Regions from separate parts of the Homo sapiens genome. Here region 2 is linked to region 1. The links are chromatin loops, found by intact Hi-C in ENCODE. Cell type or tissue: heart right ventricle. All regions are shown on one strand. Links, peaks and the distances in the headings refer to the core of each region. The heading gives the core; the rest is flanking DNA.

Region 1 (5,560 bases), core at 353-5,352:
AACTGCTGGGCCTGGTGGCTCATGCCTGTAATCCCAGCACTTTGGGAGGCCAAGGCGGGTGGATCACCGAGGTCAGGAGTTCGAGACTGGCCTGACCAACATGGTGAAACCTCGTCTGTACTAAAAATACAAAAATTAGCTGGGTGTGGTTGCAGGCACCTGTAATCTCAGCTACTAGGGAGGCTGAGGCAGGAGAATCACTTGAACCCAGGAGGAGGAGGTTGCAGTGAGCCGAGATTGCGCCATTGTACTCCAGCCTGGGCAACAGAGGGAAACTCTGTCTCAAAATAAACAAATAAAATAACCATAAAAATTCTGAAACGCAAGAGTAATGTAGGGTGGTGTGGAGAGGGGATGGATGGAGTGGCTGATGGAGGGTAGGGAGCCAGGGATGGCACTACGAACCATTAAATGGTTTGATGAATGTAGTGGATATAAATCTCAGTCCACAACAGTGTGAAAGAAATATTTATTTTCAGTAATTCTATCTAATTTTAATTTTGACCTTCATTTTGCCAGGGTGGAAATAAAACTTCAGTCATTTTAGGGCCTCACGATCACCAGCCCCCCATCCCCAGCATTGCTCTAAGAACCGCTGGGCTTACTTAATACCCAGGCATCAGGGTGGACCTCTGATCCTTGGTAGTTCATCCATTCACCCTGCATCCTTGTTTAAAATTGTCTGCTATAGCTTTTGTGATATAAACCCTTCCTGGATTACTTCCTTCCCAAAACAAGATGGTGAGGGAGATGGGAATTTAGCTCACCGTGAACACTGAGTTTGTGACAGGGGTGCACCCCAGGTGCGGCAGGAACATTCAGAGAAAGGAAGGCTTCATGGAAGAGTGGACTGTTGAGCTGGGCCTTGAAGCATATAGCCAACTCCACACGGCAAAAATGGGTGGGTGTGTACAGAGCATCACAGCAGAAACAGCACAAGCAAAGCTGGGGCTGAGGTGAAACCAGGTCTGACTTCTTGAGTCTAACTTGACTGTGCAATGGGGAGGCAATTCCTGCAAATATGGAGGGACGAGGGAAGTGAGCCTTGGGAGTGAACTACATGGCTGTAGATTAGCCACTCCACAGAGCAGGCTCCAGCAACCACTGCATAGAAGGAAAATCATGGATCTTGCCATCTCTGCAGGTATTTCTAGGCCCTGAATCAAAATTTAAAGTGGTTCCTTCAAACTTTGAAACAGGAGATCCAGGAGTTTCTATGTGTTCCTTTCATAGCTCCCTAAATGGAAGAGTGACCATACAACCTGGATGTGCCATGGGTTCACTGGCCAGCTAGCGCCTCTTCTAAAAGAGAGGGCCCTGGAAGGGAGGGAAGATTCAAGATAATCTAGCAAAAGCCAGAGGCAATCCTGCCAGTCAGATCAGAATCCAAGGCATACACTTTTATCTCCATCTCTTCCCAGAGTAAAGTTTATAGGATTGTCAATTTCTTCTTTCCACATTATTCCATTTATTCAGATTAGCAGCAGCAAATGCAACCAGAAAACACCAGATAATTTACACTTCATCTGTATTTTACTCTCTGTAATAGTCAGTAGTCAGTTTTCTTGGGGTTTCTCAGTCATAATTCCCATCTGGAATGTAACTGGTTTCCTACTTTCTTTCTTCTTTTTTTTTTTTTTTTTTTTTTTTGAGGCAGAGTCTCACTCTGTCACCCAGGCTGGAGTGCAATGGCTTGGCTCACTGCAAGCTCCGCCTCCTGGGTTCACGCCATTCTCCTGCCTCAGCCTCCCAAGTAGCTGGGACTACAGGCGCCCGCCACTACGCCCGGCTAATTTTTTGTATTTTTAGTAGAGACGGGGTTCCACCGTGTTAGTCAGGATGGTCTCGATCTCCTGACCTTGTGATCCGCCCGCCTCGGCCTCCCAAAGTGTTGGGATTACAGGCGTGAGCCACCGCGCCCAGCCTGGTTTCCTACTTTCTTAAAACAGTCATATGATGTTCTACTGTAATCACTTTACATTTGCATTATTTCAGAGTCATGGGCTGCTTCTTCATTGGCATGCACTGCTTCCCCACTGCCTAACTGTCTTGAAAATAAAGGAACAAAAACAATTTGGGATTAAATATAATTTTCCATTTCATTTTCTTTTTCCTTCAGTGTCCAAAAGTCCTACCATTTTCTTGCAATGGATTTGAGACTTTTTTTCCCTATGGCACATACACTCACTTCACAAAATAAGCTGAGCTACTTCAAAGTAGCATGTATGAAATAACTGTAGAACATCTCCACTGAGCTATTGTTAACCATCATGAGTTCCCATTTAACACGTAGTTAGTGAACTCTTAAAGAGTACTATGGCTATATAGAGAAGTGAAAATACACAACCCCTGATCTCCAGGAAATGTCTAATTTACTTGAAGTAAGACCCAGTCACTTGAGAAAAGGGAAACCACTATGTCTACTTTCACATTCACCGCTAAGCAGGGATTCCAAGTGGTGTTCTCTTCTCTAAATTCTCACCTTCCTAAAATGCAGTGGCACTTATTGAGTGCCTTTTATATGCCAGGCATTGGGCTAGGAGCTTCTGGGTGGCTTTCTGAATCCCCAAATAACCCCATGAAATATGAAAGATTTCTGGAAAGACTATTAGTAGAGAAAGTAACCTAAGAAACCATTTCACTTTGGGAGGTTGAAGTGGGAGGACAGCTTGAGCCCAGGAGTTTGAGACCAGCCTCGGCAACAGTGTGAGACCCATCTCTACAAAAAACTTTAAAAATTAGCCAGTTGTGGTGGCATGTACCTGTAGTCCTAGCTACTTGGGAGGGTGAGGTGGGAGAAGTATTTGAGCCCGGGAGTTCGAGGCTGCAGTAAGCTATGACTGTGCCACTGTACTCCAGCCTGGGCAACATAAGAATACGCTGTCTCAAAATAATGATAATAATAATAAAACTCATTTCCCATTCATCTCCTCAACCCTGGATTCTGGGTTTTTCTAAATTAAGAAAACTGCCATAATCTTTCGAAGCTCAGTTTTTATGAGGCAATTGGATATTATTAACACATATAATAGGATCACATAAGAAATTCATTATTAAACTAGGGGCTACAAAATATTCTATCAAATATCTATCAACCAATAGATTCATTTTAGAGGGGTATTTTCAATATTTTATCCTTCTAAGGAAAATCTTCTATGAGGAGATTAATTTCAAGATCATTTTTACTAAATAAGCAGTCAATGGACTCTGTCAATTAGTGCCCCTGGACTAATGTGGTCTTTATACACTTAGACTGACCTCTGCTGGACAGTCTAATAACCTGTCAGCATTTTTTTTTTCTCTGAGAGTATGATTAGGAAAGGGGCATTTTCCCCAAATTTTATCTAGTATTTAGTAACAAATTTACACAGTTCAACTTACAAATATTAATCAAGCCCTCTACACCACCTAATGGCAAAATCTTATATTGCATTCGGCTGCCAGAGGTGTGTCCGGAGGCAGAGTGGGAGGAGACTGATGAGGTTACATGAACTATCCAGTCTGAATGCTCCTTTTCATAGTCTCTTCCTCCTGTGCAGGACATAAGAATACCTGAGAAATGAGGCTGCTTCCACGAGCCTGTCAGGGGCCAAGTCACAGTATCTTCTGGGTTCACCCCTAAAACTGAAGTCTACCACTTCATGGTGGTCACTTGTGCCTAAACTAGCCAGTGTAGACAAGTCTGATATGGGTGGTGCAAACAAGCTGAATTTTGATATAAAGTCCTATGCTTCAATTTATGTAAAACTGCAGATAAAAAACACGAATGACCCTGAAAATAAGTGATGCTTTTCCATTTCAAATATTCTTTTAAAATAGTGCCTGCTTCTGATAATAAAAATTACATAATTATTTTTAAAATTCTATAAAGGAAAAAATTAAATAAAAATTGCCTACAATTCCATCTACCAAGTTGTATTACAATTTTAGTTTATTTTGTGCCCATCTCTGTTCTGTAAGCAAGCAGGTATGCATGATTATGGTTATTTCCTTACTTCACTCCATTTCATTTTGTAGCTTGCCCTTTTCACACGTTGTATTGTGATTATTTTTCAATTAATAAATAATACAATTTTTATTTTATGATGATAGACCATCACTTATGTAACCAATGTCCTACTATTAAACATTGGAATTGTTCCTAAATAAAACTACGCTACATGGCCTTTTATATAAATATTTGACCAAATATTTTATTATTTCTTCAGGATATATTCCCAAATAAGCTCAATGGGGCCTGGCACAGTGGCTCATGCCTATATTCCCAGCACTCTGGGAGGCAGAGGCAAGAGGATAGCGTGAGCCCACGAGTTTGGGACCAACCTAGGCAACATAGTGAGACCCTGTCTCTACAAAAATAAAATAAAAGAGTAGCCAGGCATGGTGGTATGCGCTTGTAGTCCTAGCAACTCGGGAGACTGAGATGGAGAGATCACTTGAGTCCAAGGACGTCAAAGATGCAGTGAGCCGTGATCATGTCATTGCACTCTAGCCTGAGCAACAGAGCAAGACCCTGTCTTGAAAAAAAAAAAAAAAAAGCTCACGGGGTCAAAACTTACGCGGTATGAACATTTTTAAGACTCCAAATACCTGCAATGCTAGAATTACTCTACAGAAATGTACCAACTTCAACTTCCATCAGCAGCATAGGAGTCTCCATTTTCACTTCCACTTCACCAAAATTCAGATTAATTTAGAAAGTTCTTTGCCAAGTGGATAGGCCAGGAAAAAAAAAGGGATTTTCAGTATAACTTACATATTCATATTCATGCTTTTACTGAGCATTTATATTTTTTCTGTGAATTGTACATTCACGCCCTTTGCCCATTTTTCTACTGGCACCTTAATATTTTTCTTATATATAAGAGTTCTTTATATTTTTATTTTTTTATTTTTGAAAGGGAGTCACACTAAGTCTGTTGCCCAGGCTCAAGAACAGTGGCGGGATCTCGGCTCATTGCAACCTCTGCCTCCCAGGTTCAAGCGATTCTCGAGCCTCAGCTTCCTGAGTAACTGGGATTACAGGAGTGTGCCACCATGCCCAGCTAACTTTTTTATTTTTAGTAGAGACAGGGTTTCACCATGTTGGCCAGGCTAGTCTTGAACTCCTGATCTCAAGTGATCCACCCGCCTCAGCCTCCCAAAGTGCTGGGATTACAGGTGTGAGCCACTGTCCCTAGTCTGAGTTCTTTATAGATTAAGGTTAACTCTGTTGGTCTAAATGTGGTATGCTTGAACTTAGGTCGCTAGTCCAAATATATCCTGAAATTATTAGTTTGGGTGTGATGTGACTTTGCCTTTGGCTCAGTAAATTCCTTCCAGGAAAAAAAAAAAACAACCTCATAAAATATAGGACCAGCCCCATTAAATACTGGTGACACTTAGGTACTGAGTGGTCAAAAAATAAAATAGGAAGCAGAAAGAGCCTATGTATCTCAACTAACTGAACATGTCTCTACATTAGACAATTCTTACAGCTTTTTTCTTCAATTTTTAAAAGACAGGTAACTGCCTTAGTCTGTTTAGTGTTGCTATAAAGGAATATTTACTAAAGCTAAGT
Region 2 (5,560 bases), core at 230-5,229, 440 kb before region 1:
TCCCTAAACTTACTGACTTTCAACAATAAGCATTTACTTTTCTTAGTTCACAGATCAGCTGGGCAGTTCTTCTGGCCTTGGCTGGGCTTTCTCGTGCATCTGAGATTGGCTGTGGACTGAGGGCAGGGGCAGCCCTGCGGGTCTTAGCAAAGCTCTCTCACCTATTCTGGGGCTGACTGGTCTAGAATGGCCTGAACCAGGATAAATGAGTTCTCCTCCATGTGCTCTGTCAACTGCCAGCAGGCTGGCCCAGGCTTATTCACAAAAAGATAACAAGCAGAAGCACAAGAGGTCACTTGAGGCCTAAGCTCATACTGTCACATTATCACTTCTGCTGCATTCCAGCCTTTTACTGGCAACTCCCAAGTCCAGCCTAGATTCAAGGAGAAATAGACCCACCTCTTTCTGGAAGGAACTAAAAGAGGCAGAGGGTTTGCTAGGCTGCCATGACAATGTACCACAGACTGGGTGGCTTAAACAGCAGACATTTATTTCCTCACACTTCTGGAGGCTGAAAGTCCAAGATCAACGTGTTAGCAGGGTAGGTTTCTTCCAAGGCCTCTCTCCTTGGCGGTCTTTGCCTTGTGTCTTTACGTGTTTTTCCCTCTGTGTGTGTGTGTCCTAATTCCCTCTTCCTATAAGGATCAGGGCCCTCCCTAATGACTTTGTTTTAACTTAATCACCTGTTTAAAGACCCTGTCTCCAAATACAGTCACATTCTGAGGTACTGAGGGTTATGGCTTCACCATAGGAATGGGGGGTGGGGCACGACTCAGCCCATGATAGAGACTGGGCCATTTTTGTGCTCAGTATACCACCAATACCTAGCTCTATTCTAACTAAAATGATAACCCTGCAAGGTGGCTGTTAGTCACCAATTTACACATCAGGAAGCTGATGTTTGGAGAGTGTAAGGGACTTGTGGGGCCAGGATGGAAGCCTTGGTCCTCCTGACTGACAGGCTTTCACATTCTCTTTTCCCCACACTAGTGTGTAGCAGGAGCAGGCCCTAGGCTGGACATGGGTCATCTGGAAAGCTAGTTGTTCCTCTGGCACAAGCTGATAGGAGGAACAGGGCAGGAGCCAGCCACGTGGTGCCTCCAGGGTCCTCTTCCCCGCTGGACCCTGCCTCATGGCAAAGCAGACACAGAGAACACCCAGTTCTCCTTCCCTTTCCCTGAAAGCATGCTGTCATTTCTCAGAAGTGTGACCCTTGAGTTCGAGACCCTAGGCGCACTTCACAGAGCCTTGGGCTGAGTGCCATTCATGGTCAGTTCCAGACACAGGTTTCTAGCACTGATGGTGTCTTTCCCTCATTCTAATCAGACTGTGTTCTATTTATGGCAGAAGCTGTGCCACTTTTCTGCCACCCTACCTATGCACCTGCCATTCCTCTGCCTAGTGTGCCCTTCCCTCTTCTCCTATCTCCTCTGAGCCTGACAAATTCCCATTTCAAAGGGTCTGCTCTGCTCTAACCCTCCCAGACAGAGATGACACTTCATCCCTTGTGAGTCCTCAATTACATATATATATGTCCCAGGTCTGTCACCCCAATTAGACTGTGGGCTTCTCCAAGGACGGAGCCCTGTTTTAGTCATCCATGCATCAACCACATCCCAGCTGTGAGAACTTGAGTAAGTTATTTGCCTTCTCTGTGTATCAGTTTCCTCACCTACAAAATGGTAATAATAAGAACCTTCCTCTTATTGCATAAGGATTAAAAGAGTTAATAGGTGCAAAGCACATAGAACAGCGCTTGGCACTCAATAAATGTGTGAGCTATTAGTATTTTCTGTTCTTCTTTTTTTTTTTTTTTGGTTTATTTTTTGAGACAAAGTCTCTGTCACCCAGGCTGTAGCAGTGGTGCAATCATGGCTCACTGCAGCCTCGACCTCCTGGGCTCAAACGATCCCACCTCAGCCTTAGAGTAGTTGGGACCACAGGCGTGCACCATCATGCCCAGCTAAATTTTTTTCTAATTTTATTTTTTGTAGAGACGGTGTATCCTTATGTTGCCCAGGCTGATCACCAACTCCTAGGCCTAGGCAATCCACCCATCAGCCTCCCAAAGTGCTGGGATTATAGGCATGAGCTACCGCACCCAGCCTATTATTTTCTTCATTACTTTCTAGAGTGCTGCATAGGACCTTATAAATGTGAGCTATTACGCTTTTTGTTATTATCCCTCAGTGCCCTGCACGGGGTTGGGCCCAGGAATTATTTGCTGAATGAATTAATTACTGTGCTATGAATGACCTTCACCTTCATGAGCAGAAGACCATGTGTGGGGACCGTAAGACTTCAATCAGGGATAAAACAGGAATATCACCAAGTGCATTAGACATTTTAATAAGAGCCTTCTCCGCGCCCCCGTGGTGTCTGGCCGCTGTCTTCCGCTCCTATTTTTGTTTGGGCCTGGGTGGCACTTTGAGGATCAGAATTTGGGGCATCGTCTTCTGCCTGCGTCCTGAGCCTATGCTCCCAGCCGCCTGCTTTAAATAGCCTCTTCCTGTTCACTGTTCTTACTCAGCCTGGAGCAACCAACCTTTCCGGCACGTTGAGACCCCGAGTCCGGGAGCAAATCCCACCTGAGCGCGAGCGCGCGGCTCCTCCCGCCAGCAGGGGGCGCCCGACACTTGCCTTCCCCCACGAGAGGCCCGGGGCGCTCCGGGTGGAACTTGAAAGAATTCTGGGCCGGGCGCGGTGGTTCACGCCTGTAGTCCCAGCACTTTGGGAGGCCGAGGCGGGCGGATCACGAGGTCGGGAAATCGAGACCATCCCGGCTAACACGGTGAAACCCCGTCTCTACTAAAAATACAAAAAATTAGCCGGGCGCGGTGACGGGCGCCTGTAGTCCCAGCTACTCGGAAGGCTGAGGCGAGAGAATGGCGTGAACCCGGGAAGCGGAGCTTGCAGTGAGCCGAGATCGCGCCGCTGCACTCCAGCCTGGGCAACACAGCGAGACTCCGTCTCAAAAAAAAAAAAAAAAAAAATTAACCCCATTCGAGGCAGGTGTGAAATGATGGGTTGGAGGCACTAGTCTGTTTTCTTTAATAGGCTTTTAAATAAACACTGCATCGTTAAAGCTTAAACCTATGGACCGCTCAGAATCACTCTGTGCAGAACCAGGGGCCAACCTACCACAGCTGTGGCAGAGGGGGGCCACCCAGCAAAGGACCGTGCAGTCGGGGAATAAAAGCTGCCATCCAGGGTTGCGCATAAAGGGAGGTGAGGGATCTCTCCCAGGTCAAGAACGGCCCGGATCTGCTATAAATGCTTAGAGAAGCTCTAGCAGAACACTCGAGAAACTCGTCAAAGTAGCTACCTCTGGATCTTCTGGATTTTTTTACTTTAAAAAATAAGTCTCTCTTTATCTGTCTTTTTTAACAGACAGGACCTCACTCTGTTGCCTAGGCTGTAGTGCAGTGGTGTGATTATAGCTCACTGCAGCCTCAAACTTTCTGGGCTCAAGCAATCTGCCCACCCCTGCCCCTCGAGTAGCTGGGACTATGGGCATTTGCCACCACACTCGGGTAATATTTTAATTTTTTGTCGAGATAGGGTCTCACTCACTGTGTTGCTCAGGTTGGTCTCCAACTCCTGCCTTCAAGTGATCCTCCCAACCTCAGCTTCCTAAAGCACTAGGACTACAGGCTGAGCCACTACACCAAGCCAAAATAAGTCATTTCTAAAATTTGTCATGGGATTAGAGAAAATTAAATTAAATTAAAATATAAAAATAAGTAAGTCTTTAAAAAAAAAGAAACAAGAATAAGTTAACAGAAGGAGGTGTTCAAGTGGAGACACCAGTGCCACAGCTCTGACTTTGGCTAAGAGTACCCAGCCCTGTGCAGACTGGAGAGGTGCAGAATTGGGGGTGGGGCACCTGGGGTTCTGGTTACCTAAGACCATCTGACCTCTGCATGGGATACTTAGGCTTTCACAGGGCTCATCCAGGGGAGTTCCTGCAAACTATCATGCCCCTTTCTCGGAGTTCCAGCCCTGCCAGGGGCTTTCTGAAGACTTGTTGGCTGTCATCCCATTCCTAGGTGCCTCGTCCTGCAAGAGAACCAGGCTGAGCCTGCCCAGGGCAAGCAGGAGGCGAGGAAGGGCCCAGTCTCTGTAGAGTTGGAGAAGGCAGCCTGCGGGCTCCTCTGCAGTGAGCTCACAGGGCCTGGGAGCCCAGAGGGCAGAGCAAGGATCCACAGGGATGTCAGGGGGCAGTCAGAGGGTGCCAGGTCTCAGCTCAGAGAGAAAAACACTTTCTTCCCGGCAGAGCTGTGCTGGTTAGAACAGCTGTGCTGTGTCTGAGGGAATGAGGTCCCCATCCCTGGAGGCAGGCAAGCATGGACTGAGGAAATGTCGGGTGAGGGAGGTTAGGGAGAATTTTCCTACCTGCACTGACCTTTAGGCCTCTTTGAGTGCTGAGCTTTTGTGATCCAATTCCCTGACACAAGCCCTTCCTCCTCCTCGTTTGCTGGTGGGCAAAATGTGAGGGAAGGTGAAAGACGCCCTTTGCCTCCACGCCAGCTCCTTGCCTCCCAAAGAAGACCCTAGATGGACTGGGAGCACTGCCGTGTAATGATTAGGGAGATCCTCAGGGTCGTCTGACATCAAAGTGTTGTTTGGTGCAAGAACTTGGTCTTTCAAAAGTACTTTCGGGAGCAGCTGGGTGGAAAAAAAAAGCAACTTTAGGAACTTGTGGGAACACTTGCTACCTCCAACCAGTGCCTCTCAGAGCAAATGTGGGGCCTCCGTCTGTTCAATGGCTCTTAGTTGGGTCTCCTGCACGCCTTGAGCCTCCAGGATATAAAAACTGCAATGAATTTAGTTCAATTCAAAATAAGTTTAAATTTTAAGTTTTGTGATAGGTAATAACAATTGTATGGTTTCAATTCAAAAGGTGGGTAGGTGAGGTCATTTAGCCAAAAGTGAGTCTCACTTTCATACTTCTCCAGGCCAGCAGGCCCTCTCCAGGGCAACCACCAATGCTTGGCATCCTCCCAGAATTCATCTGTAAACGTGCAAACAAATACATACCTCTCTCATGAAATGTGTTTTGAGCACCTGCTAAGTATAGGGGTGAGGGGTGAGGGAGCCCAGACTAGGGAGTCAGCCAGCCTAGGTTCACACACCAGTTGGTAATATTTGGCTGTGCCTGCTGGCTAAGAGCAAACGATTACTTCCTGGGGACAGGCACTGCTCTGTGATCTTGCAGTGTGCTCTCTCATTCAATTCTCATCATGTGCTAGTTGGAGGCCTTTGCAAAACAGACACCAATGTGGGATCAGACGTGCAAGAGATTTATTGGGGAAAATACCTGTGAAGGAAAATGGGGAAGGAACTACTTGAAGGTGGCCAGGTTTAGCAAACAAAAATACAGGACATCCAGTTAAATTTGAATGTCAGATAAACAATGAATACATTTTACTATAACTACGTCCCATGCCATATGTCCCATGCATACTCATATTTAAAAGTATTCATCGATAATCTGGCATTCTAATTTGACTGAGCATTCTATATTTTGTCTGGAGGCAACTGGGAGAGTCATCAGACC

What was found. A loop is a pair of places that touch in the nucleus more often than their neighbours do. Peaks named below come from ENCODE experiments on the same cell type or tissue, not always from the same donor. Only the 100,000 strongest peaks of a DNase experiment are listed, where the experiment ranks them.
Region 2: a loop joins it to region 1, with 3 times the contacts of the local background. A loop is called at or near these places in 26 of 110 quality-filtered maps.

What each region holds. Positions count from the first base shown.
Region 1 is chr3:15,554,338-15,559,897 of GRCh38, forward strand. No RefSeq gene overlaps it. Among named protein-coding and RNA genes, the nearest start is that of COLQ, 35 kb to the left of the region's middle. In heart right ventricle, for the core only: CTCF peaks have their summits at 3,302 (motif pointing left) and 3,502; a DNase peak (open chromatin) is centred at 3,464; H3K27ac peaks cover 585 bases.
Region 2 is chr3:15,116,188-15,121,747 of GRCh38, forward strand. No RefSeq gene overlaps it. Among named protein-coding and RNA genes, the nearest start is that of RBSN, 20 kb to the left of the region's middle. In heart right ventricle, for the core only: a CTCF peak has its summit at 2,626 (motif pointing right); no DNase peak of the experiment used is centred there; H3K4me3 peaks cover 500 bases; H3K27me3 peaks cover 1,528 bases.